Linked DNA regions of Homo sapiens: all the other regions are linked to region 1. A link is an interaction called in ENCODE POLR2A ChIA-PET data of the cell type or tissue named here. Cell type or tissue: CD4-positive, alpha-beta T cell. All regions are shown on one strand.

Region 1 (4,000 bases):
AGAAGGCCAAAAGGTCGGAATATATAGACAAAGATATCTTTGGGAATATTCATTTCTTCCTGCAAATATTTATTAAGTTCGGACTATATTGCCATCACTTCACAGATGAACAAGGCACAGGCCCTGCCCTTAAGTTACTCACAGCCTGTCTGGAGACAGATGAGTACACAAGCAACTGGAGTTCATGAGCGAGGTGTCTAGAAGCAATCTGGGCCTGGGATGGAAGGCTGCAAAGACTTCACTGAAAAGCAAATTTGCAAGACTGTAAAATACAACATGCTTCCAAGGCCTTGGATTAAGTTGTGTGGTCCAGGATAGCTGAACAGAGTAAAGATACCTGGATATAGGGAAAAGATAACCCATAAACTTTTCACGAAACAAAATTGTGTTAATAAAAGTCACAGGTACTCTAGTTACTCTAGTGGCAGTGGAGACAGAATATGAGATACACAATGAAAAAAGAACTTACTTTTTAGGAAGAGAATTAAAAGAGTCTATTATTAAATGGTAGCCAAAATGCTGTTTTTCTCGTATACCTGGCACAGAACCTACTCTTGAAAGCTATGTGTTGAATCAATAAAGTATGACATGGGAACAGCATATAAAAAGGTTTAGCTCAGATAAACTTGAATTCAGTCAATAATCTCACCTATTTAAGATTTTTCCTTGAATAGACTTTTTTCCTTCCTTCCTTCCTCCCTCCCTTTTCCCTACCATTTTTCAGGCGAAAGAAAGACTGGTCAAATAGGGGTTCTAAATCCTGTTAACCTCACTTTAACCCTGTTATTTCACCATTTAATGACAAGGCAAAACCATCAGCTCTTAAATCATGAACTTTAAATGCCAAAAACAGTGTTGAGAAATTTTTAAAATATGAGTGTTATATAGAAAAAGAATGACTAACACTAAAAGCAAACAAAACAGGCAGTTCATTAGAAACCGGTAATATAGAATAGCCCCGATTTTGTACCTAACAGATCTCGGAAAGGGACTGACAGCCCACAGAGAAACAAGAGCAGCACATCAAGACGAAGGCACATTTTCTTCCCAACTGCTGTCATTTAAGGAAAACCCATGAGCGTGAGTTCTCTTATGGGAGGGTAGCGACCTCCATGAAATCATGAGAACATTCCCCCAGTCTAAGTGCTGCCTGGCTTTACTCCCACATCAACAGCAAAACAACTGCATAGCAACCTACATTTGCCCATTTCCTCACTCATTAATGTTTGTCCAGAGGAAACACCCCTGCCAGTCCCTGTCTGCTTTGTAAAGTATGTCAAACAGGAGTTGAGTGTGTACGCCAGATTGGGAAGTGACACATGCTGGCATTTCTCAGCGCATGCGGCTCCCCACTCGGCTTTCTGGAGCTCTGCCTTTTGGCGACAGAGCAGCTAGAGCTCCTCTCCCCTCCCCCATTTCCTCTCATAAAGATAACCAGTAACAACAATTGGCGTGTGTGTGTGTGTGTGTGTGTGTGAGAGAGAGAGAGAGAGAGAGAGAGAGCGCTCCCAGTTGGCCAAGTACCCTTTACATCCAGTGACCTGTTTTACGAATAATAGGAAAGACTTTCCAGCTTATTTTCTGCATTCTCAGGAGTACGCAGAGTTCACAGTAAATGCAGAGTAACAGTCATTTCTAAAACAAAGATAAAACACTCCAAATGCTGCTCTGCAAAGACCATTTGCCATCTGTTCCTTTCCCCCTGACAGGGCTGCTTATCAGGACTCCAGCAAGGACACCATCATAGCAATCTAGATCCGAGTACTTTTCCTCTGTTGCAGGGGGTGTTTCCTTGAACTTTCCCATCTGCTTCTAAGCAAGAGGTATAAAATATTATCTATAAAATAAGACTAGCAAATGACTCACAGTGAATAAAAATAAATCAGGGTGTAGTTTGTCATCATCTTTAAGAGAAAAAAAAAGGAAAATGCTCCACAATTGGAGAAACAACTCACTTTTTCAAACCTCCTCAAGGAACGTCTTCAAATGATAGGCAGGAAATGGGTATGTGGGGGTTAAGTTAAGCTCAAGTAAACTCAAGTGGCAAGAGCATGATCCAGCCCCATCATACATATTCATAAGAGGCAACCTGAGCTTCCGTGTAAAACCACAGTGTGACTGTATTTCCTGCACACACTTTGCATCCCACACAGCCCGGACACACTGCAGCACTGGAGGGGCACAATGCCTTGCTTTAAAACATGGCTCAGAAGAACCATAATTGTTCATTGACAACTTAACCTACACATTGACTGGATGTTCTCCATAGGCCTTATGACAGCTCAAGAAGTATCTGTCAGGATGCAGTTTGAAAGACATCATTGTGCAAGTGTGAATCTCAAGGCTTCGGCTGCTAAGAAGCAAAAATGGAATATGGTTATTTGTTTTCAATAAAGCATTGGGCATTTATTACTAATACTCTAATGGAGAAACAGGTCAGTCTAACCAACATGGGAAGATGATAACACTCTATATACTGCTTCTCTTCTCAACAGACTTTCTACAACAAAATACCCATAGTTTCAGCTGCCAGAAAATATAAACCAAAGGCCTTGTTTCAGTGGGATTTGGGGTGGCATCGATAGTATAGTGGTAAACATAACTGCTTTTCAGTAGAATTTGGGAAGGCATGTACTGGGTTTTTCTTCATTCACTCAACAAATATTTATTAAGTGCCACGATGTGCCAAGTACTGCCCTGGGCACTTGGAAAAACCACAATGAACAAAACACAAAAGTCCCTGCATCATGAAGGCTATGATCGCGGAGTGTTTCAGACTGCCATGCTCCTCCAGAGAGAAAGAACACCTTATCATGTGCCTGTCATTAAAGGGCCTGGACCTTTTTCTTCAATTTCTTTCAAATGCCCTCGATGACTCTGTCAATGAAGTTTGTATGTGTGCCCATATGTGCTGTTTGAAAGAAGGAAGAGAGAGGGAAAGAAAGCAACACTGAAACACGATTCAAAAAGTGATAGAAAGATTTACCTTTATGATTGGGAAAGCCACAAAGACATGAGTACTGGGAAACACAAAAGAACACTAGTGCAGATGGAAAAATCTATTTGTTTTATTAGGAAGATGGAAAATATTATCAAGATGTCAACTCTTGGCCAGGCACAGTGGTTCACACCTGTAATCCAGCACTTTGGGAGCCCAAGGCAGATGTATCATCTGAGGTCAGGAGTTCGAGACCAGCCTGACCAACATGGTGAAACCCTGTCTCTACTAAAAAAAAAATACAAAAAAATTAGCGGGGGGGTTTGGTGGCACATGCCTGTAATCACAGCTACTTGGGAGGCTGAGGCAGGAGAATCACTTGAACCTGGGAGGCAGAGGTTGCTGTGAGCTGAGATCGCGCCATTGCACTCCAGCCTGGGCAACGAGGGCGAAACTCTGTTTCAAAAATGAAAAAAGATGTCAACTCTCATGATTTAAGCTATAAATTTGATATATGACAAAAAAATTCATAATGGTCTTGTGAACTAAGTTGATTCAAAGCACAAAGAAAAATCTGAGGGGGAAAAGTCTAATGAGGGAGGAACTAGCTCTACCAGATGCTGAAATATAAAGCTTTGATAACTGAAAGTGTATGCTAACTCATAAATAGACAAAACGGTGGAACTGAATGAAACACCGGGAAATAATTCCAAATCCATTTGGGAATTAAATATCTGATCAACATGCCACATTGCCCATAGGTCTGTTGACCTCAGCAGCATTGTCAGTCATGCAGTGTGGTCCTTCACCTCCTTCTCATTAGGAGGCTTGGAGCTAACCAGAGGTTGTGGGTTCAGGAGTAAGAAAGAACACTGGGCTTAGATGGCTAGACACCAGAGCACCAATCTTGCTCTACCACCTGTAACTTGGTGACCTTGTGTTGAGCTTTGGTTTCATTGTCTATAATATGAGGATAATGAAATCCATTGCCAAGCTTTATTGTGGGGATAAGTTTATATAATATATGAATCTACCTAACAAATATCAACTATTTAACAAAAT
Region 2 (4,000 bases), 67 kb after region 1:
TTAGTACAATAATCTCCTGAGACTAGAATGGATTATTTGCTATTCTTCAGAGGGGGTGACTGTATAAAAATGAGGAAAGATGACCTTTTATACCTTAGCATGATTGCAGGAAGAATCGTGCCTTTGGAATGGAGATTGTCTTCTCTCCCTCTCACTCTCCAAGCTTCTTTCTTCTCTCTTTCCTCTGTCTTTGAGTATTTACCTCTGCCTCTTTTTCTGTCTTTCTCACATAGGCACAGTGCTATAATAATTGTACTTTGTATTTGTCTAGTATTATCCATTATTTTCCATTATTATCCATTATTATTCCATTTCATCCTTGAAATATCCCTGTAAGAGGATAATTAGGGCAAATATTATTATCATTGCCATTTTATAGATTTTTAGAAATGAGAAGATACATAAGGGTTAAGTGACACATCGCAAGGTATGGGAAGATCCAGCCCTGAAACCCATGCCTTGTGACTTGGGTCTAATACTGCTTCTACAGCTGCAGCCATTTCTGGGGATCATACAGTCCTTGAAGGGAATATAGCACTACCAGACATATGTCACTACCCAGTGACGGACAAGTGGCAGGTGTGGTCCTTAGTAGAGTTCATCATCAAGTTCTTCTGAATATGCTCCCTGGAGCTGTCATCCTGCCTGCTGAGCAGCCTCTGTCCATTCAACCACCCATCCATCCATCCAGAATAAAGAAAATGAAGGAGATGCTCAGTTGGAGGAGGTCAAGAGATACATCTGCCCTCTGGATCCTGGAGACTGCAATGCTAAGCGCTTCTTAAAGTCAAAATTGACAAATGAATTCAGCCACTTTTAGTACAGATAGCTGCAAAAACATCACAACAAAATTATTTTTCTTTTGTTGTTGTTGGTTTTTTTGTTTTGTTTTGTTTTGTTTTGTTTTGTTTTTGAGACAGAGTCTTGCTCTGTCGCCCAGGCTGGAGTGCAGTGGCACAATCTTGGCTCACTGCAACCTCCATCTCCCAGGTTCAAGCAATTCTCCTGCCTCAGCCTCCCAAGTAGCTGGGATTACAGGCATATGCCACCATGCTCGGCTAATTTTTTTTTTTTTTTTTTTTTTTTTTTTTTTGTATTTTTAGTAGAGATGGTGTTTTACCATGTTGGCCAGGCTGGTCTTGAACTCCTGACCTCAGGTGATCCACTTGCCTTGGCCTCCCAAAGTGCTAGGATTACAGGCATGAGCCACCATGCCGGGCCTTAAAATTATTTTTCAAAAGATAAATTCAGTTGTCATACTGAATTTTTATCCAGTTAATTCTAGCTATGCAGATACTGGATTTGGGTAACTTAATTTAAAAATATGTTTCCATTTCCCTTCTCCCTCAAAGGATTGACTTAGTTATGTAAATATGCAAAAGATTAGCAAAAACACCTTAATATTTTGGTTAATTGATATCTGTCATGCTGGATTGCCATAATTTAAGAACTCTTCACCAGTTTCTTAAATCGTCTGTATTTTCCCTTTTTATTATATTTTAAAAAAATCTCTCTCTTAAAAGCCTAAAAAAAACCTTTCAATGTGCACAAAAAAACAGTTTCTAGTTTTTATTCTCCATTGCTATTTGCAATTACTCAGAGAGGAAAAGTATTTTGGAAAAAAACTCACCCAGAATCAGGTGACAACTCACATTCTCTTTCTTAGATGTCTAACAGTAACAAGCAAAAGCCAATTCAAAGATAGATCTTTGGGGCACCCTCTGGTGGCTGAAAAGAGTCATGAAATCAGTGCCCATGTGTATCAAAAGGCCAGTAATCTTTGCGACTTATTTTAAAGGGCCATCACCAACTTTTCCATACAACATTGAAAATGTAGCCAGATCAGGAATGTGGGAAGGACTGAAAAGAATTTGGAACCACAAGAACTGGACTTGAGTCAGAGCTCTCATCTATTAGCTATGTGAACCTGCATTTGGTTGGCAGGTCAGTTTCCACAGAGCTGACGCCGAATCTGGAATTTCTCACTGGAGATAAGAGGCAGTGTCAAAACTAGAGGAGTATATGATTCCATTTATCTGATATGCCCAGAAAAGGTAACTCTATAGAAGGTAGATCAGTGATTGCCTGGGGCTGGGGAGGGCATGGGGATTAACTGTAAATGGGCATGAAGGACTTTATTGCGGTGACAAAAATGTTCTAAAACCAGACTGTACCTGTTGCACAACTGAGTAAATTTTGTAAAACATCACTGCAGTATGGATTTTAAAGGCGTGAATTTTATGGTATGGTATGTAAATTATACCTCAGTAAAGTTATTTTTTTTTTAAGCCAGGAGGGAAAAGCAGAGTGGATAACCCCTAGAGACATCTTGGTACAGAGCCAGGAAACCTGTAGCCAGCAATTGTGTGGGAGGAAAGGAAACTGTGGGGTAAGGTAGGGGTGAGCAGGAAGAATGCCTAGAAGAGGTGCTGACTTTTGGAACTTCATTTTGCACACAGGTGTGCCCTTAGCTCACACCTCAGTGGGTTGCCTGAGGTTAGCATGCTAGAGGCTGAAAGAAACCCCCTCCCAACTCAGCCTCCCATGGCAGGTATTTAGGGGCATTTCTGACGGAGTAAGACTATTAAAGCAGCCAACTAGATGCAATTCCATCAAAATGACCATTTTGAAATGTAAAACCAATGTTTTATTTATTACTTTTCTCAGTAACAGGTAACTCAGTGTGGTTTGAGAACTAGATGAGATTAAGAAGTGCACTGATGAGAGAATGTCTATTTTTTACACTGTTTACTAACAGAAAATGTGAAAGTGAGGATTTATAAAAGTACCAGAAGAAAACTCAGATGAATATCTCTATAAACTAAGGGTAGAGAGAAACTGGTAAGGAGTAACATCTAAACCAGAATCTCTAAAAGAGACAAGAGATGGATTTAATGGATTTTTTTCAAAAAATAATAGATAAAAGAAAAGAAAAAGAAAAAATTAAGACACAAACTATGCATTAGGAAATAATACTGTATCATATATACCAGACAGATTTATTAACCTCAATATAACAGATACTTGCAAACCAGAGAAAAATGTGCAAAGGGTGAGTAGAGATAATTCACAAAGGGAAAAATAAATGAAAAATTACAATCTGTCAAGATATGAAACAGCTTTAACCTAACATCTCATTAATGAATGCTATTAAGAAAACAATGTGGGCCGGGTGCAGTGGCTCACACCTGTAATCCCAGTACTTTGGGAAGGCAAGGTGGGTGAATCACTTGAGGTCAGGAGTTTGACACCAGCCTGGCCAACATGCTGAAACCCCGTCTCTACTAAAAATACAAAAATTAGCCGGGCATGGTGGTGCATGCCTGTAATCTCAGCTACTTGGGAGGCTGAGGCAGGAGAATCGCTTGAACCCAGGAAGTGAAGGTTGCAGTGAGCCAAGATTGCGCCACTGCACTCCAGCCTGGGTGACAGAACGAGGCTCTGTCTCAAAAAAAAAAAAAAAAAAAAAAAAAAAAGATTGATGTGGCTTACCCTCAGTGCTCTGGTAGGCTGGTGCAGCTTTCTGGGAGGTAATTTAGCATTATACCTCAAAATGTAAAAATGCAAACCTTTTGGCTCAGCAATTCCACTTGGGGGAATTATTTTATGGCAATAATTACACATGTGTGAAAAGATACAAACATTAGTATGTTCATGATCAAGTTATTTGTAGAGACAAAAATTAGGAAGGTTCTCAGATGCCCATCAACAGGTATTTGATGAAGTATTGTACAACTCAATAGAATATCTGCAGTAATTAAAAATGAATGGGATGTATATTTTGGGTCATGGGAAAATGTTTACACTATGTTGCTAAGCAAAAAATGTCAGTGTCATAAGAGCATAGATAATATGATCATATTTTTGTTTAAAGCTATATATATGGCGTGTATGTGTGTGCGTGTGTGTGCGTGCATGGAGGGTAGGGTAGATGAAACATACCCAGATCTCCCTTCAAAGAAGGACATTTTGCCCTAGCTGTCCCTTCAAGGACTGCCTC
Region 3 (4,000 bases), 79 kb after region 1:
CAGTGCTTTCTTTTGAATTCTGCCTCTGGCTGTGTCTTACTTGGTTGGAAAGCAATTGTCTGTGGTGTTTCAACACACCTGATGCAGACTGCCTTTTCCAAGATATTTGTATACAAAACAACAGTGGAAGATAGGCAGAGGGCAGGTCTGTTTCCTTGCAGGGATAATAAAGATAATGTCCCTCTCCAGGAGAAAGATTGGGCAGGCTTGTTAATAGTCCCCTTGGAAGACTGGGAATATCTTAAGCTCCAGGTTCCTTGGCTGTGACATAATGCACTGCGTGCACAGCAGCCACCTGGGCCCACCTCTGCATCACCCCCATGGGACTTGGGGCTCCCAGGGAACCCATGGGAACACGAAGCTCACGCTGCCAGCTGTGCTGTCATGAGGTCTTTTGTTGCTGACTGGGAGTCTCATGTCTTCTGCTAGCATCAATGGAGCTGCGACTGGCTCACTTGTGAGCTTCCAAGCAGGGCAAAAATCTCAGATCCTTCATAGTTGTTGACATTGTTCTCTCTTATCATCCTTTTGGCTCATTATTTGATTTAAATGTTGAGGAAGATTAGAGAGAAGTTGTGATAAAGATAAAGGCACATCATGTGGCTAATGTGAGATTAATGCTGTTCTCTTCAGGGTCCTGCCAGCTTCCTGGTTATCTTTACTTTTCCCCTGCCCCCCATCTGAGCAAGCATCAAGTCAGTGCATTGCAGACACAAACCTAGTTATCATTAGTGCTAGCTTCTGGCCAGGTGTGTTGGCTCACGCCTGTAATCGCAGCACTTTGGGAGGTTAAGGAGGGAGGACTGCTTCAGCTCAGGAGTTCGAGACCAGCCTGGGCAACATAGTGAGACCCCCATCTCTACAAAAATTTTAAAAAATTATCCAGGCATGGTGGTGTGAATGAATGTATGGTCCTAGCTACTCAGAAGACTGAGTTCGGAGGACCACTTGAGCTCTGGAGGTCGAGGCTAAAGTGAGCTGTGATTGCACCACTGCACCCCAGCCTAGATGACAGAGCCAGACCCTGTCTCAATAATAATAATTGTTCTGCCATGTACTGAGTGCCTGGTATCAGCCATTCCTCATTCCATGATCTCTGTTTCTTCCAATAGTTTTGAAAGCTTAGTATTATTACCAACCTGAAGCTAGGAAGGGCTAAGAAACTTTGCCATATCACAGAGCCTCATGATGCGGCAGGATTCTTACGTGTATTTATCTCGTAGCAAAGCTCATGTTCCTTCCACTGCAACCTCATGCTACCTCAGCTATTAGAAGAGGATTTCAGAGGAAAACAAGGAACATGTTAATGGTGATGTTGGCTGGTTTGCATAGCTTCCTCTCCCCAGTGCCTACACCTACCCCATTTCCTGATTTGCTGCCCTATTTTACTTGACCCCATTACTTCCAATCCACAGCTGTTCCTCAACCCTTTTCCCATTAGCATCTCTTCTTTTTATTATTTTTTAAAAGTTAGCATCTCTTCTTAAATGCAGAGATATTCATAGTATTTTTTCACAGCTGATTAGAAATCTGTGCATGAGGAGATGGGCTAAGAGATACAGGGTTATGCATGATGTAAGAGAATAATGACAGGAAGCACATGATGAACTGGCACTCAGCAGCAGTGAGAGAGTAATCCATGACCTCAGCTTCCAGCCCGTGGGGCTTCATACATGTCCACCGGAAACCTAAGTTAGGAGTGCACTCTCCAAGTCTTCCCCATGGGGGCTCATTTGAGGGATGGCTGCCATCCAGCCTATATTTCCAGGAAATGGGACTTCGATTACTTGTAGTGTTAACTTTAAAGGAAAGAGATTTTGATGATTCTTTAAAGGGAAAGGACATTTGAAGAAATGTTGAATGAAAATATAGAACAATCCACAACTCGGCTGGGCGCGATGGCTCACACCTGTAATCCCAGAACTTTGGGAGGCTGAGGCGAGCAGATCACAAGGCCAGGAGATCAAGACCAGCCTGGCCAACATGCTGAAACCCCATCTCTACTGAAAATACAAAAATTAGCCAGGTGTGGTGACATGTACCTGTAGTGCCAGCTACTCAGGAGGCTGAGGCAGGAGAATCACTTGAACCCGGGAGGCAGAGGTTGCAGTGAGCCAAGATTGCACCACGGCACTCCAGCCTGGTGACAGAACAAGACTCCATCTCAAAAAAAAAAAAAAAAAGAAAAAGAAAAAAAAAAAGAGAGAGAGAAGAAAAATTGACAACTCACTTTCATTTCCAGTCGCGTGGCCCTTGCTGCCACATGTGCACCAGCTATGAAATTCCCTGTGGTCTGTGAGCAGGTGGTGGAACACCTGCTAAATGAGCTACTCACTTACACATATCCAAGCACCTCTATTTTCCCACAATTCACCAAACCCCTCGGCCCTGTTGGTGCCTTGGGTTGTGGAAGATTTGAAAACAAAAGTGTATTTACAAATTCATCCTCACCATTACATGGTATAATACTATATTTTCCCAGCAGAATTTTTATTCATTGCTGCCTTCAAGAGTGTAGGCACATGCTAAAATATATGAGTTCAATAGCTTAATGTTGGTTTCGTCTATCATTAGAGCTGAGTTGGTAAAAATTATATAGTTGAGAAGCCATTTGGAAAGGCAGAGATGCAAGAAGACCAGAGTCAGAGGAAAGGGTAGAGAATGGAAAATATCGGTTCATGAAATGACGGAATTGATCCAAGTCACTGTGGCTAATCAAGAAGGCCCAGTGAAGGGTGAGAAATCTGCAAATCTTCCTTTACTGGTGTATTTCTTCTTATTCAGCTGACCTCATTCTGTTCAGGTCACATCGCCCAGGCCTCTTGAACTGTACAGGAGGGAAATAAAGAGACCAGTGATGAGACCAAGGGAAGGAACTGGGCTTGGCCTTGGAGAGTGCACCCACAGAGGTTCCCAAAAGGAAAGAAGACACAGTTTACAGTTTTCAATCTGTTTACTAGCAGTCTCTGGCATCTTCTACACACAGTCAAACCAACCACAGCTTGCCCTCCCGTCAGCCCAGGCAGCTGCGGACCGCTTTCTGATTGATGTGAATCCTCCTCACTGCACGTCTCCTCATTCTTACTGATTTGGCCAAGCCATACTGCGGTTTTATTGACAGACAAGATTCATTATCCAAAAGCATCAGGTTTGTGTTGGTTTGGTGGCTTGTAGAACAAGGTTTACTTCTTGTTGATGTGATTTTGGTGTTTTTGTTTTTGGTGTGAAAAATGTGACAGGTTTTTTTTTTTTTTTTTTTTTTTGTTTTTTTTTTTGAGACAGAGTCTGGCTGGGTTGCCCAGGCTGGAGTGCAGTGGCACAATCTCGGCTTACTGCAACCTCTGCCTCCTGGATTCAAGCAATTCTCTGCCCATCCTTTTCTTTCCATTCATTTATTGAAAGTTGGATTGAGTGCCAGCCACTGTCTATTGTCTCTAAAAATGTTAAAATTCCCCTACATCATGTCGATCCTATGTTAGTCTACACAGTATGTTTAGCCCCTCTGAGCTCATAAGAAATGAGCTGGTAAAATGAGAGCACGAGCTCCTGGGTATAGAGAGAAAGGAGACTAAAACGTCTGTGAAAATGAAACATTTAATTAAGCTGACTGATTTTAAACTTTTTCAAACATGAAACATATGGCTCTATAAAGCATGGAACAGGAAGCCAAAAAGTGACAAGCTGGTCAAAGTTTGATTTTCTTTCAAATCTACAAACAAGGCATTTAAATGTTAAAATGATTCAGACCCACGACTGGGATGTTCCCTAATTTATTTTTCTCTTTAAATGGTCAGAATACAGGCCAAGTATGGTGGCTCACTCCTGTAATCCCAGAATTTTGGGAGGCTGAGGCAGGCAGATCACTTGAGGCCAGGAGTTCAAGACCAGCCTGACCAACATATGGAAACCCCATCTCTACTAAAAATACAAAATATTAGCTGGGTGTGGTGGCACAAGCCTGTAGTCCCAGCTACGCGGGAGGCTGAAGCAGGAGAATCAC
Region 4 (4,000 bases), 71 kb before region 1:
TCAATACAATATTGGGAAAACTAGAAAAATTCTAATCTTGCCTACAGATATGAAAAAGTGGGGACAGCCTTCTATTTAGAAAAGAACAATAGTTGTAATCCTCAATTTCCATTACAGTATTTCAATATCATCTACTCAATATGATACCTATTCCACAGATTTCCAAAGCACATCAGTACAATCTCAACTATCTGTTATCTAACTTTTATACAAAAAAAGCTATAAGAAATGACAGAGAAAATGGTCTAAGACATGCTATCATTCCGCCCCTCTAGAAACCCTAAATTCTATCTTTGAATCACAGAGCAGTACATACATACTTAGAGCCTTTTTATTTAGCAACTCAGGGAAATGATCTTCCTAAAATTTCTTTCAGTGTACTGCCACCTTATAAACTTGAACCTCTGACTTTTACAGAAGGACACAAAAAGTAAGCAAACCACATAAATCATCAAATTGTTGTCTAGGCCGGGCAAGGTGGCTCACACCTGTAATCCCAGCACTTTGGGAGGCCAACGCTGGCAGACAGCTTGAGTTCAAGAGTTTAAGACCAGCCTGGAAAACATGGCAAAAGCCCATCTCTACAAAAGAAAAAAAAAAAAAAATTCAAAAAAATGCCTCTGTGCATGGTGGCACATGCCTGTAGTCTCAGCTACCTGGGAAGCTAAGCTACTTGAACCCAGGAGGTGGAGGCTGCAGTAAGCCGAGATCATGCCACTACACTCCAGCCTGGGTAATAAAGCAAGACTGTCTCAAAAAAAAAAAAAAAAAAAAAAAGTTGTCTATATATTTAAGAAGTTAAAGGCAAACACTAAAAATATTTGCAGATATGGTATTAATGCATAATTATAAAGAGATCATAAGCAAACTAAAAATAAATAAATAAATACTAAATGGTTTAGTCTAAATGGACAAAGGACAAACCCCAAAGGGAAAAACACAAATAAAAAATTCTGAAAAATAGTCCAAGCCCACTGGTAAGCAAGTAGTATCAAATTCAGAAGACATGCTATTTTTCAGCTATCAATCTAGCAAAAATGTTAAAAGAACAAAACAACAGTGTTCCTAGATACTCCCATACACTGATAATGGTAATGTTAATTTATTCATTACAAAAACACAACCTTTTGATAGGCTATTAGGCAATATACATCATGTGTAGCACATGCCTGTAATACCAGCTACTCAGGAAGCCAAGGTAAGATTGCTTAAGCCCAGGAGTTCGAGACCAGCCTGGGCAACATAGTGAGACCGTCTCAAAAAAAAAAAAAGGAAAAGAATTAACTATATAAATTGATCTCCTCCCACCTGAACTAATTTGCCTTAACCTTTAAACATAACTATGTCTTTAAAAAGAAGATCTGGTATTGTATGTGCCTCAAACACTGAAGATGATTAACAAATGTCATGAAAATAACATTCTAATCTTTTAATTTAAACTGAAAAAATTCACAGTCTGAAAAGAATGACATGACTTGTCTTTAGACAAGTCAATCCAGAAGCACAATACAGGAAGAAGTACATGTGAAATATGCTGACCAGGTGATTTAATAAGGAAAATTTTCTCACAGAATAGTTACAAGACTATGTTACTGAAATGGGAATATTGATATCTAGTATGCAATATGCACTTAAAAACTCAAAATAAGGCTGAATAACCTCTGGCAATAATGTCTTACCTAAAGACAAAAGGACTGCTGTAAGAACAGCAAAGATCCCAAGAAACTCTACATTGGAACTCCTCCTTGGAAGACAATATGTTACATTTTTCAATACTAATTTTTTAATACTAATTTTAATTATTTTAATAGAATACTGAGTGCCTGCGGATAACATTAAAAATTCTGAATATTTCTCAGACAGGAAGATTAGCATTAAATAAAAAAGCAACCTATTTTACTTCTGAAGCTCTTTTATTGGAAGCAAAAATGCATACAGTATCAAGTATTCCACAGCATTTGAATATATATGTAACTGCACTGAGAACAAGAACTACTCTCATTGAATATTTTAATGACAGCTCTAAATTGAAGAAAATAAAAATAACACTACTGACAAAGCAGATTTATACTTTTAAATAAGCTGAATACATAATACAAATCGAGAATACAAATTGCAATGTTTTTCAGAATGCAGATTATCTGTCACCCATTAGTATGTTTTAAAATCAACTTGGAAACCAACACTTTCAAATAAAATAGTAGATAAAGCATGTTTACCCTTATATTACATAAGTAGCACGCGGTTCACATTTTAACATCTCTGAAATATTAACAAGTACTTTTGCACAAAGAACCTATTCTGCTGCTGGAATAACTCCACTCAAGCCAGCCTCTACTCTACTATCTTCTAGAATCAAGCATGTTTATGTTATTCTTCTACTTACATAGATCTGTGAGCCCCTTACGGCATATTAAATAAATTCAAACTCCTTAAGTTAGGCAAAGTTCTTCACCAATTGTCAGCTTCACTTTGCAACTTCTACCTACAAAAACTATCTAGCCACACTTACCTAATCACTTCCTCCAAACAGATGAGACTCTTTCATGACTCCAAGCTGTTTCACTTCTGCACCTTAAGAGTCCTAGTTCAGAATTAACTTGTTCTGTCTTCCCTGATTCCTCCAGGTGGCATTAAATACTTTGTTCACTCCCAATATATTATTCAAAATTCCAACAACATTTAATAAATTATATTAACCCATATGTATATGACTTTCTTCTCCCTCACCAAACTGTGAAAAATGAAAGGCAACTTTTTTTAGTGTCCAGTACCTAGCAAAGAGCTGCACACTTATACAGGGTCTCAATAAATGTAGTCATTATAACCACTGGATACCTAACAAATGTTCACAGAATAAAATTAGAATTTTGGAAGCCTTACAATTACAACTACAAAAATATCTTTGTGTTCAGAAAAAGGATTCAAACAAGCGTTTTGTTTGGTGGTTGTTGTCTGCTTATTTTAAAATCCAGGATATTTTAAACTATCCCTTGAGCCAGTATGCATTTAAGTATCTATTTAGAGATCAGTAAATATTTATCAATGCAGCTTTTTTTAAGGTAATTTTAAATAATTTAGAGATCTGATGGCCAACATTCCTAACATGGGAAAACAGTCTCCAATAGGTTAAAAAGACACAAAACTCACACAAAAAATTAGAACATTAAACGGTAAGAAAAAAACGTTCATATTAACAGTAGCCAAACAGAAAAAACCAACAAATCTGGAACTACACTGCAGAATATCTAGCTAAGATGACAGAAACATCACATAGTGTTATTTTCTCCATCCCAATCCTCCACTCCATTTCAGTACTATTTATCTCTAGGGTAAGTGACTCCAATAGTCTTAGTTTGTTTCTTTTATCACAGAATTACCAGTATAGCTCAGTGTGCACTGTGAAACCAGGCTACCTGGGTTCAAGTTCATTCTACCTCTTATTAGCAGTAAGTCCTCATAAATCACTTAACCTCTCTGTGCCTCAATTTCTTCATATGTAAGAGAAGAAAAAAATTATAGAATAGTACCTATATTATAGGGTTGTTGTGATCAATGAACATGTAAAGTTTTTTGTTGTTGTTATTGTTTTTGAGACAGAGCCTCTCTCAGTTGCCCAGGATGGAGTGCAGTAGTGCAGTCTCGGCTCACTGCAACATTCATCCCCCAGGTTCAAGAGATTCTCCTGCCTCAGCCTCCCAAGTTGTGCGGATTACAGGCACACACCACCATGTCTGGCTAATTTTTTAGGTTTTTTTTAAGTAGAGATGGGGTTTCGCCATGTTGGCCAGGCTGGTCTCGAACTCCTGACCTCAAGTGATCCGCCTGCTCAGCCTCCCAAAGTACTGGGATTACAGGCGTGAGCCACTGCACCTGGCCTGTAAATATATTTTTGAAAGTGCCAGACATATAATTAGGATCTCAATAAATGTTATTATTTTTATTACTGTCCATGCATAGAAATTTTCCAGAAGGATAACTAAAAACTATTAAAAATGGA
Region 5 (4,000 bases), 50 kb before region 1:
GCGTATTGCTTACCCAGTGGAAGAATGTAGGGATCTCTGGAACTGTAAATAGAGTTAACATCACTTAAACAATCCCTAGAGGAATCTGAGCTAATTTAAGGAGTGGACCTTTTTGCTAAGATTTCAGTGGAGGTCTGGAATTTTAACAAGTTATTATAATAAACTCAGAAAAACAGACAAGTCTAACTACAATTTTCAGGTTTATGGGAGAACTAATTTCTTTATGGCTTTTTTTCTGGTCATAAAAATAATACATATAAAAAACAAAAAGATGATTTAGAGATATTATTATTCATCTGGCAATTATTTGTTGAGTACCAAAGTAGGGGAGAAAAACTAAAACCAGACACAAGTGTGAAGGATCGGTTACTTCACTATAACATTTCAAGCTTTTTAATTTTCTATTGTGTAACCAGTATAAAATAGCTATATGGGAAGGCTTCTTTGTTCTTTTGTTTTTAACACAATAGAGTTACTTTGTCCTGCCGTCCTTATAATCTCTCATGTATGGGTCACTCTTAATTATTTTATTTTGTTCAACAGTATCCTGATTGCAGAAGTCTCTTAGCCTGACATAAATTCAAGCTGTAAAATCTAGAACCTGTATTTTTAAAAATAAATAAACTTTTAAAAGACCACTTTAAAATGGAATACAATAATTACGAAATTATGATTGTAAATATATGTTAAATATAAAAGTGGAAAAAGCAACATTTAAATCAGTATATTTAATAAGTGTTATAAGTAAATTAATAAATATTTTAAGTTGACATTTAACTATTTTGCTTATATCTCAAAAGTTTAACACATCAGGTTGTCCCAAACACACTTTTGAAAATGTGCTTTAGAAAAACGGGAAAATCATATTATATTTGGACATATCTAGACCAAATTAAAATTGGTCTTTTTTCCTCTACTTTGCGGCATAAACAAGGTATTTCTTAAACAGCCCTAATATTTTGTAGTGTTATTTTGGGGGAATCTATTTTTAACATACTACCTAAAACTGAACTCAGAAAAAAATCTTACAGACTTTTTTTACAAGCAAGACTTAAAAGTTTTTAAAACCCTAGTAGAATAACCAATCTCTACTTTCATTATAGTAATTGACACTAGTTTTTTAATGTTCTATGCACCTTGAATCACCAGTTACTACAATGAAAACACAAAGAGCCACCTGAATATCAAATACATGCATTATTACAAGTGCTCACACGGAATATGAGATGAATTACTGATGAACAAAGCATCTAAAATCAACTTATACTCCTCATGCATATGCTGTGGATGATGACAAAAGAAATTATGAAAAGATATATATATGATATACATGAATCTATATTCTCTAATTGAGACATTATACAAATCTTTATAATAGACTTTATATTAATTAATTAGGTACTTTTTTCCATTACAGTAATCTCCTAATGAAGTTATGGAGCAAACTTCAGCTTTAGCAAAGTTGGGCAAGTTATTTATACTGCGAAAGATAGCTGAAGGATAACTGTTTTCAACTGAGACCAAAAGACATAGTAGTTAGCATTTATTTTCATAATCTTAAAAAGGCATACAATTTCGGTAGGAGGCAGTAGTTATAGTGACACTAAGGGAGATGGTAGATTGGGAGCATTCAATCAGCATTCGGGGAGAATAGAGAGAAAAGGCAATATCAAGAGAATTCGTCACCACAGTTGTCTGGATGCTGTTGCCTTCTTTGCTCACCCTTGAAGGTCAGTCTGGTTCTGGCCCAGGCCCAAGATCTAAGTTTCAGATCACGGCAGGCTTAGGAGAACAGTGCAGACTGGAACATCTAATCCCACCCCAGCTTGCCCTAAGATGGCCCCTGAATTTGTTCAGCTCCTGGGCCTGCCGCCGTCCTAACTTGCCTGAAACTGTTTTCCAAAAAATTAGAGCATAGATGAGCAATGCCACGTTAGCTTCAGTTTTGATTTTGGGTGTTACCACATAATTTTTTTAAAAGAATTTTTATCTTCCCACATACCAACTTTTAGAACAGATGGCTTAAAATGTCTTAGAGGAAATTAGTTGTAATCAGCAGATGAGAGTGTGTCTCCTTGTTTTCGTGGCAGAGGTAGCTATCACCCCTTAAGTACCTATCTGCTACATGTGAACTGGCACCAGGCATTGTAGTTTTTCTGTTGCATTTTCATCCAGAGGGTTATGATGGGCTTCGTTAAAATGATTTGGTACACATGTGGGCATTTGCCTGCAAGTATAACCTCTGTGAAGAGGTAAACTGTATAGGCTTCAAGGTGGCTTTCTGCTGAGGTGGCTGCCAGCCTCCCTGGAGAAGGTGTCAGCTGAAGACCTCAAGTAAGAGCCACAGTGAAGCTCATATGCCTTGATCTCTTTTCTGATCCTGGCAAAAGGCCAGCTGTGGAGTACTGCTGCAGTCAGGAGCTGGGGGAGTTGGCAGATTGCCAGATAAGGGGCCATACTGTCATTTATAAGGCAATGGCTTTTATAGATCTCTAGTAACCCATACTCCTACTTACTTGAACACTATGATTTCTGGGAGAAAAAAGAGCCAGATAACTTTCCCATTGGAATAAAACCAAAACAAACACTGTATTTAGGTTCACAGGATCTATATTGAATGTCTTTTCAAAGTACTTCATACTTATTTCAGTCAATATCCTTTGCCTGATCCTGTGTCCACAACACACATGCCTCCTGAGTCTTAAGATGCTCCTTGCTCCTCTAGACACCTTTGAAGATACTCTCATTCCACTACGCCTGGGGCCATGTAATGTCTGTAATTGCCTCATTAACTCTCACCTTGAGTTCTCTGAATCTGGTTTTCTCAAACATATTTGAGGATAAGGAGACTGTCACTTAATGTGAAAGGTGTCAGAATTTTCTTTTTTTCTTTTTTTTTTCTTTTTTTGAGACGGAGTCTCGCACTGTCGCCTGGACTGGAGTACAATGGCATGATCTCGGCTCACTGCAATCTCGGCCTCCTGGGTTCAGGCAATTCTCCTGCCTCAGCCTCCCCAGTAGCTGGGATTACAGGCACCCGCCACCACGCCCAGGTAATTTTTTGTATTTTTAGTAGAGATAGGGTTTCACTGTGTTGGCCAGGCTGGTCTCAAACTCCTGACCTCATTATCTGCCCACCTCAGCCTCCCAAAGTGCTGGGATTACAGGTGTGAGCCACCGCGCCCAGCCAAGGTGTCAGAATTTTCAAAGGAAAAATGGAATATTGATAAACTGAGTAAAATATGATTACCATATAATGTCATCTTAAGATGTTCTTGTAGTTTCAAACTTGTATAAACAAAATTGGTATTTATACATGTGTCCTATTAATGCACACGAGAGTAGATTAGAACCTATATCCAGAGTATTTTTTCTTGTGCCTTGAAAAACCAACTTAAAAATAAGGTATTTCAAAATTTGGTTTCTAAATACGTTTCAATAAGGTTTGTTATTATTCTTTTTCTTTTAAAATTACATTTTTATAAATAATAAAATTTTAATTGTGCTCCAGTTAACTATTAATAAATATTCAGAATCCTTAAGGGTTTATTTTAGTTAAAATGTTTAGGACTAATGCATTAGTAAATTGAAATTTGGATACAGGAATTGCCTGGATCTTTGTTTTACAAAAAAAATCAGAAAAAAGTAATACCAACCCTATAAAATCCTAAATCTCTAATAATGTAAATATATTATTAGTGGTAATGTTATTTGTTGAGTTTAAGAGTATATTTAATTTTATAGAACAATAAAATATTTTGATATAGAATATTCAGGGAAAAAATAGAGAAGGAAGACAATTGTAAGTCGGAGAGAAACTGGGATCTGTCTATAATGACTGTGTTAAAGAATAGCACTAAAGCCACCTCATAAACCAATGACGTTGTATCACGAAATGACTTTTAAGTTGATGGAGCTGCAGCAAATAAGTTCAAAGCAAGAGGTGCCAGCACCAGAGACTTGGGTTTTGATACAGCTCTGCTCCCTACTGGCTTATCAT
Region 6 (4,000 bases), 60 kb after region 1:
ATCCATAAGAATGGTCCAGGAGGCTGTTCAAGCTAAGGAATCAGAACGTAGGTGCATGGCAGGGCTGGAGATGGTGTTTTCAGAGCCATCAGAACATAGTGAATAAAGAAGGTGGGAACGCTCTAAGGAGGGAGAATCTACAGAGAAAAACAGATGAAGTTAGAGTGAAGAGAGATAATCTAGAAAGATAAAGGAGGCCAAACAAAGAGGTTGAGTGAGATGATAAGGAATATAACGTACAGAAACCAAACAAAAAGGTAGGTTCCGGTGGGAAGGATCAGATGTCACAATTCCCACTGGCGTCTTGCTGAACAGGGCTTTGATCACCCTGTCACCCTAAGATCCAGAGCATTCGCCTCCAGCTCCAAAGCCCTCTGGCCCTACAGCTAGAGTGAAGGGGCTCTTTGTTGCCGTCCCATCTACAGCCCCTCTCTGCCCCCGCACTCCCCATTGCACATAACTGCTGTGACGAGACTCCCTCTTGTATCTAGTTGCATAACTTTGGGTGCTGACTTATCCCAATGCCTGTGTGGTCTCTAGTGAGTCTGAGCGTTCAACTTTCTTTTCTTTCTTTTTTTTCCTTGATACATGATCTCACTCTGTCACCCAGGCTGGAGTGCAGTGGCATGACCACAGCTCACAGCATAGCAGCCTCAAACTCCCAGGCTCAAGTGATTCTTCCACCTCAGCCTCCTCAGTAGCAGGGACTACAGGCATGTGCCAGCATGCCCAGCTAAGTTTTCATTTTTTGTTAGAGACAGGGTCTCACCACCTTGCCCAGGTTGGTCTCAAACTCCTGGGCTCAAGCAATCCACCTGCCTCAGCCTCCCAAAGTGCTGGGATTACAGGCATGAGCCATCACACAGGCCTCCAACTTTCGATTCAGGGTTTCCAGTTTCAGGATTCCAGCAATCTGACTGCCTGGCCCTGAAGCCGACCACTGACCTTGGTATTCTCACTAAAGGCCAGCATTCTGCTCTTCCCATTTGGAAAAGAGCTTTCAGGCAAATGCTTTGAAGTTCCACCTGCATTGTAAAGTAAGACAGGGATCAGCACAGTCAAATGGAGCAGAAATGCCAAAGAGAAAGAATGCGGTTGGAGAAAACACCAAGGGGATGTTTGACTGAGCTGTTTAAAGAGCACAACCTTGAGAGTCTAAAAGGAAGGGAGGGACAGTAAAGGATGAAGGTGAGTAGGAAAGCAAAGGATTGCCACGAGAAGCAGGTGCCATCTTGATGGCTGAGGCGGTTTTCTGACCCAACTCTAGTTGTCTTCATTATTCTCTTACCCCACAGGGAACTAGTCTCTGAATGAGGGCAGTGGAAACTTTCAGAGGAAGGCAACTGGAAACTGCTGGTTTAGGTGACATATGATAGAAGAAAGCATTTCCTTCCAGCAGCTTCTGAAACAAACACGGTTTCAGCCGTGTCGGCTTACTGCTCCTTCAAAGGAAAGCACTAGCTGCCCTACTGAGTTCTAAGCTTTCAGCATCTGTCTTTTCTTGCCCTTGGTAAACAGAGGAAGAAAGAAAAGGAAGCTGAGCATCCAGTTCTGCAAGTAGTGTTCCTATGATGATCTTTCTCAATCTGGTTTGGGCAGTCAACTTGCTTGCTCAACTTCCTCCTCTTGGCCTTTGCATCTCAGTTTGAAACAAAAGCTATTTGGACTGTGCAGTTTTCCCCTCTATATGTGCATTAAAGCGTTTTAGGCAGCATCTAAGATATTTGAATAATATTCTGTGTTTAAGAAGGACCCCATAATCTACCCCATAATAAAACAGGTAAATTAGCATGGATTCTTCACATTGCCAAAGTAATTGCTTATATTAAAATTACCATAGGGTCACTTTAAGACTTACGGAAAACAGGTTTTCCTTTATTATTAGTTGACCCACTCCCTGACCAAACATAGTGTTTATTTTGAGATGATTATAGCCATTCTTTCTTTCTTTCTTTTCTTTTTTTTTTTTTTTTTTTTTTGAGACAGAGTCTCACTCTTTTGCCCAGGCTGGAGTGCAGTGGCAGGATCTCGGCTCACTGCAACTTCCACCTCCCAGGTTCAAGTGATTCTTGTGCCTCAGCCTTCCGAGTAGCTGGGATTACAGGTGTGAGCTATCATACTTGGTTAATTTTTGTATTTTTAGTAGAGATGGTGTTTCACCATGTTGGCCAGGCTGGTCTTGAACTCCTGACCTCAAGTGATCTGCCCGCCTTGGCCTCCCGAATTGTTGGGATTACAGGCATGAGCCACCACACCTGGTCTGATTATAACCATTATTTTCTTCTAATAGTCACATGGGTATTCATTTTTAAATAAAAATTAGATTTATATATTTTTATATATTTTTTCTCTCAGTCTGAATTTGGCATCACATTTGGGTTTGGAGAAAAGATTGAGTCATAAGTTTAAGTTGGCAAGAATTTCATAGAGTGTAAAGAGAAGCTCCTGTCCTAAATTATATAGAGTTCAAATTGTTGGAGTTGCTTTTTCCTGAGGAAAAAAACAAATGATTAAGAGTAAAGACACTTACCCTTAATCATTTCATGAAACTCTTGTAAATGTATTATCGCATGTTCTCTGTTCTTTCATCTGGGTCCTGCACATCTGTTCCTTGGTGATTCCTATCAGTGTCAGAGAGCATGTAGGCAAACTTTGTGTTATTTTCATCCCTTTCAGCAAATGAATCTTGATTATCTGATTTGTGTCAAGTACCATTCAAGAGACTTGCAAGGAGGGGTAAAGAACATGTGCAAAGATTTATCAGACCTTGGAGCCTTCCTAGGAGTAAAAGCTTGGTAGGAGTGATGAACTGCCATGAAACTGCTCTTGCTGTGCGTCAATTCAATTTCCCTTGTGTTTTTAAAGTGCCCTCTGGGAATGGCAGCAGCTAATAGACCATGTGTTTAATGGAAAGAACCAGGGCTTGAGGGTCCAATAACAGCAGGCCTGATTCTCAGCCCCATCAAATATTAGCTGTAATCTTGGGCCAATTAACTCCAGTCCTGTGTCACTGAGAAATGCATCATTAGGTGATTTCATCATTGTGCAAACATCATAAAGTGTACTTACAAAACCTAGATGGTATAGCCTACTACACACTCTTAACACTTTCACTAAAAAGGAGTCCCATTTAAAAGAGAAAGAGACTTCATTTCAGCAAGCAGTTTGCAAAGAAGGAGACACGCCTTTGGTATAAAACAAAGGTGCACTCCACCAGAGCAGAGAGGCTGTCATATATGGGGAACGTTCCCACCCAAGTTCCCACTCCAGTCCACTATGCAAATGAATGATGCAAGCTTGTTCAGTTAAAATTGGTTGATGTTAAAACTGATCACCAGACTAAGTTCATTGGTCAGGTCCAGTTGGCAGAATGGAGCCTTCCAGTGGCAATTGATTCTGGAGGCACAAACGGGAACAGACAGCTTTGAAAGCCCCAAAGTTTATCTACTGTTCAGCTGGCACAAGGTATGTGTGTAACCTTCAGTTAGCAATTGGCTCTCAGCTCCACTCAGAATTTAGACCCAGTTAGCCACTCAGGATCCATCTCAAAGTGTTAGCTTTTTCAGGGTTCACAACACCTGGGATATATGATATTGCTGTGGTATCTATGGTAAAACCCATTGCTCCTAGGCTACAAACCTGTACAGCATGTTACTGTACTGAATACTGTCCACAATTGTGATACAATGGCAAGCAATTAGGTATCTAAACCTATCTAAATATATAAAAGGTACAGAAAAAACATAGTATAATAGATATAAATGGTACACCTGTATAGGGCACTTACCCTGAAGAGCTTGCACAACTGAACGTTTCTCTGGGTGAGTCAGTGAGTGAGTGGTGAGTGAATGAGAAGGTCTAGGACATTACTGTGCACTACTTTAGATTTTATAAACATGGTACATTTAGACTACACTAAATTTATTTTAAAATTTTTCTTTCTTCAATAATAAGTTGAAGTTAATCTTCACTTATGGTAACTTATTTATTTGATAAACTT
Region 7 (4,000 bases), 90 kb after region 1:
GCCAAGTCAATCCTAAGCCAAAAGAAGAAAGGTGGAGGCATCACGCCACCTGACTATGCTACAAGGCTACAGTAACCAAAACAGCATGGCACTGGTACCACAACAGAGATATAGACCAATGGAACAGAACAGAGCCCTCAGAAATAATGCTGCATATCTACAACCATTTGATCTTCGACAAACCTGAGAAAAACAAGCAATGGGGAAAGGATTCCCTATTTAATAAATGGTGCTGGGAAAACTGGCTAGCCATATGTAGAAAGCTGAAACTGGATCCCTTCCTTACACCTTACACAAAAATTAATTCAAGATGGATTAAAGACTTAAATGTTAGACCTAAAACCATAAAAACCCTAGAAGAAAACCTAGGCAATACCATTCAGGACATAGGCATGGGCAAGGACTTCATGTCTAACACACCAAAAGCAATGGCAACAAAAGTCAAAATTGACAAATGGGATCTAATTAAACTAAAGAGCTTCTGCACAGCAAAAGAAACTACCATTAGGGTGAACAGGCAACCTACAGAATGGGAGAAAATTTTTGCAATCTACTCATCTGACAAAGGGCTAATATCCAGAATCTACAAAGAACTCAAACAAATTTACAAGAGAAAAACAAACAACCCCATCAAAAAGTGGGCGAAGGATATGAACAGACACTTCTCAAAAGAAGACATTTATGCAGCCAAAAGACACATGAAAAAATGCTCATCATCACTGGCCATCAGAGAAACACAAATCAAAACCACAATGAGATACCATCTCACACCACTTAGAATGGTGATCATTAAAAAGTCAGGAAACAACAGGTGCTGGAGAGGATGTGGAGAAATAGGAACACTTTTACACTGTTGGTGGGACTGTAAACGAGTTCAACCATTGTGGAAGTCAGTGTGGCGATTCCTCAGGGATCTAGAACTAGAAATACCATTTGACCCAGCAATCCCATTACTGGGTATATACCCAAAGCATTATAAAACATACTGCTATAAAGACACATGCACACATATGTTTATTGCAGCACTATTCACAATAGCAAAGACTTGGAACCAACCCAAATGTCCAACAGTGATAGACTGGATTGAGAAAATGTGGCACATATACACCATGGAATACTATGCAGCCATAAAAAATGATGAGTTCATGTCCTTTGTAGGGACATGGATGAAGCTGGAAACCATCATTCTCAGCAAACTATCACAAGGACAAAAAACCAAACACCGCACGTTCTCACTCATAGGTGGGAATTGAACAATGAGAACACATGGACACAGGAAGGGGAACATCACACACCAGGGCCTGTTGTGGGGTGGGGGGAAGGGGGAGGGATAGCATTAGGAGATATACCTAATGTTAAATGACGAGTTAATGGGTGCAGCACACCAACATGGCACATGTATACATATGTAACTAACCTGCATGTTGTGCACATGTACCCTAAAACTTAAAGTATAATAATAATAATAATAATAATAATAATAATAATAATAAATCCTCACTGGGATGTCATGTTCACAAGGCAGGGACCAACCGTGCCTATCTTATCATTCATCATCTCCCCAGTGCCTAGCACAGTGCCTGGCATACAGTAGGGGCTGGATAAATGCTTGTTGTTGATGCTGCAATCCGACAAAGGAGATATTGTGCTGCTTTGCTGGTGTACAGCAGCTTAGGTTTTGGCGGTCACAAAACTAGTGAGTAGCAGCAGCCAGGCACCCAATCCAGTGCTCTCTCCATCCTCACACCTGTATGGATGCTAAACTGTGCATCGCTCTGTGCAGTCTATCACTTGTGTGGGATTCTGGGATTTTTTTTAAAAAAAGCTTCTGATGAACAATATCCCTTTGAGGACCTGTGGATTTGGAATCTGAGTGCCTGCTCCCCACCTCCCAAAAGAATCACATTATTAAATGTATATTCTTTCAGATTACAGGTTTCTATAAAATGGACCTTGACCTCATGGCTCAGGGGGTTTCAAAGCCCTGTCGCAGCCTTGCTCTCTAGGTATGCATTTTCAAAGTCTTCAGAAGATAGAGCGGTTTTTCCAAAATGATCAAAGGACACGCCTCCTGAGGCGCCCTCCCCTTCTCCTGGCCCACTCCTCAGCTGGCCTCTGCGTCTGCCAGAAGTGCTCAAATGAGGCTGATTTCTGAAGAAATGTTTTCATCATAAGAATTGCAAGCAGGCAAGCCTCCGGCTTTTGCTTGTCAATGCACGCGTTTCCAGCCTTTTTAGTTCCTTTATCAGATACTTCCTGCCCCCTAGTGGTGGGAAGCAGCAAAAAGGACAGGCTGACCTAGATACTGTTTCCAGAGCTGACTATTCAGCCGTTAGAGCAATCATTGTTCGAAGCAAGCAAGAGCAGGAAATAAACAAAAACCCTTTCACGGTGGTGCTCCAGGGTCTAGTTGTTAATTTTTGAGCGAGGAAAAGTTGTTCATGAAAAAATATATAGTATTTGAGCACATTTGATGGAAAATAAAAAGGAATCTTTTGCAGGGCCACACCTCGCCATCCTCCAGGGTTGTCATTCTCAATGTGCTCTACGTGGACGGCTCTGCCCTGCGTCGCCAGGTGCTGCCACCCTGCAATGTCACTGTATTTCTTAGATGCTGAACCAAGCCCAAGGCAAGGACTCCCCTGCTCTGGAATGTGTGAGCAGCTGCTGAGGTCTGCATGTAGAGGAATAATTACCACTTTCTGTGGAACGAATACTCAACTTAGGACCAAATAATAGCAATCTAGGAAATTTAGAAATAGTAAAGATTTTTGGTTTATATGTAATGGATGTTGCTGCTGTTCCAACCTTACAAAGTAAAGCTGTCTGCTTCCCAAATTCCAAAAATTAAAATACTCCTCCACCTCATCCTACCAACCAGTGCCCTTTGGCTCACTCTCATCTCGACACAGGTGCTGTAGCTTAGTACACATCAGGAAAGGGCTGCCCTACACTTTTCTTTCCGGAAGCAAACAGTGAGTGAATGGGAGATGCACCAAGAAACCTTATGACTTCGGCTACCTGGTCATGCCCTGCCTTTGCTCTGACGGTCACATTTCTTTTGGGAGCTGTCCTAAGATGGTTGATGGAACACGGGCTTTGGAACCAAACAGTTCCAGCTCCACTGCAATCCATGTATTAGCTGTGTGACCTAGAAAATTCACTGAGCCCCTCTGATCCTGTTTTCATCCGTAAAGCAGGGCTAATGATACTTTCCTCACAGAATTGCTATGAGAACTAAATAAATATCTCTCTGTATATCTTGTATCTATTATACATACACAGTCATGTGTCACTTAGCGTTGGGGATGCATTTTGAAAAATGCATCATTAGGCAATTTCATCTTTGTGCAAACATCATAGAGTGCACTTACACAAACCTAGATGTATAGCCTACTACACACCTAGGCTTTATGGTGTAGTCTATTGCTCCTAGGCTACATACCTGTACAGCATGTTACTGCACTGAATACTGTAGGCAATTGTAACACAAATAAGTATTTGTGTCTCTAAATATACCTAAACACAGAAAAGGTACAGTAAAAATACCATAAAAAGACAAAAATGGCACACTTGTATAGGGCACTTACCATGAAAGGAGCCTGTAGGATTAAAAGTTGCTCTCAGTGAGTGAGTAGGTGACGGCTGAGTGAATGTCGACTTAGGACATTACCATACACTACCGTGACTTTATAAACACTGTGTACTTAGGCTACACTACATTTGTTTTAAAAATATTTTTCTGGGCCAGATGTAGTGGATCATGCCTGTAATCCCAATACTTTGGAGGATCATTTTAAGCCAGGAATTTGACCAGCCTGGGCAACATAGTTAGATCCCATTCCTACAAATAAATTAAAAATCAGACAGGTGTGGTGCCATGTGCCTTTAGTCTTAGCTACTTGGGAGGGAGGAGGATTGCTTTAGCCCAGGAGTTCGAGGCTACAGTGAGCTATGGTCACACCACTGCACTCCAGCCTGGCAACAGAGCAAGATCCTG

Evidence for each region. Peaks named below come from ENCODE experiments on the same cell type or tissue, not always from the same donor. Only the 100,000 strongest peaks of a DNase experiment are listed, where the experiment ranks them.
Region 2: POLR2A ChIA-PET joins it to region 1 with 13 read pairs; 11 of 35 experiments call an interaction of 5 or more read pairs at or near these places.
Region 3: POLR2A ChIA-PET joins it to region 1 with 12 read pairs; 10 of 35 experiments call an interaction of 5 or more read pairs at or near these places.
Region 4: POLR2A ChIA-PET joins it to region 1 with 13 read pairs; 9 of 35 experiments call an interaction of 5 or more read pairs at or near these places.
Region 5: POLR2A ChIA-PET joins it to region 1 with 21 read pairs; 23 of 35 experiments call an interaction of 5 or more read pairs at or near these places.
Region 6: POLR2A ChIA-PET joins it to region 1 with 20 read pairs; 11 of 35 experiments call an interaction of 5 or more read pairs at or near these places.
Region 7: POLR2A ChIA-PET joins it to region 1 with 10 read pairs; 10 of 35 experiments call an interaction of 5 or more read pairs at or near these places.

What each region holds. Positions count from the first base shown.
Region 1 is chr6:118,708,081-118,712,080 of GRCh38, forward strand. It overlaps a transcript of CEP85L not described here. Among named protein-coding and RNA genes, the nearest start is that of CEP85L, 58 kb to the left of the region's middle. RefSeq lists a silencer at 1,998-2,047. In CD4-positive, alpha-beta T cell, no CTCF peak of the experiment used is centred here; DNase peaks (open chromatin) are centred at 1,381 and 2,091; H3K4me3 peaks cover 2,675 bases; H3K27ac peaks cover 3,135 bases.
Region 2 is chr6:118,775,008-118,779,007 of GRCh38, forward strand. No RefSeq gene overlaps it. Among named protein-coding and RNA genes, the nearest start is that of ASF1A, 120 kb to the right of the region's middle. In CD4-positive, alpha-beta T cell, CTCF peaks have their summits at 1,742 (motif pointing left) and 1,941; a DNase peak (open chromatin) is centred at 1,724.
Region 3 is chr6:118,786,602-118,790,601 of GRCh38, forward strand. No RefSeq gene overlaps it. Among named protein-coding and RNA genes, the nearest start is that of ASF1A, 110 kb to the right of the region's middle. In CD4-positive, alpha-beta T cell, no CTCF peak of the experiment used is centred here; a DNase peak (open chromatin) is centred at 1,630; H3K27ac peaks cover 1,628 bases.
Region 4 is chr6:118,636,950-118,640,949 of GRCh38, forward strand. All of the region lies in intron 1 of CEP85L (centrosomal protein 85L), which reads right to left. Among named protein-coding and RNA genes, the nearest start is that of CEP85L, 13 kb to the right of the region's middle. In CD4-positive, alpha-beta T cell, no CTCF peak of the experiment used is centred here; no DNase peak of the experiment used is centred here.
Region 5 is chr6:118,657,996-118,661,995 of GRCh38, forward strand. It overlaps a transcript of CEP85L not described here. Among named protein-coding and RNA genes, the nearest start is that of CEP85L, 8.4 kb to the left of the region's middle. In CD4-positive, alpha-beta T cell, no CTCF peak of the experiment used is centred here; a DNase peak (open chromatin) is centred at 2,406; H3K27ac peaks cover 986 bases.
Region 6 is chr6:118,767,647-118,771,646 of GRCh38, forward strand. No RefSeq gene overlaps it. Among named protein-coding and RNA genes, the nearest start is that of CEP85L, 120 kb to the left of the region's middle. In CD4-positive, alpha-beta T cell, no CTCF peak of the experiment used is centred here; a DNase peak (open chromatin) is centred at 1,515; H3K27ac peaks cover 801 bases.
Region 7 is chr6:118,798,431-118,802,430 of GRCh38, forward strand. No RefSeq gene overlaps it. Among named protein-coding and RNA genes, the nearest start is that of ASF1A, 94 kb to the right of the region's middle. In CD4-positive, alpha-beta T cell, a CTCF peak has its summit at 2,265 (motif pointing left); a DNase peak (open chromatin) is centred at 2,261; H3K4me3 peaks cover 249 bases; H3K27ac peaks cover 462 bases.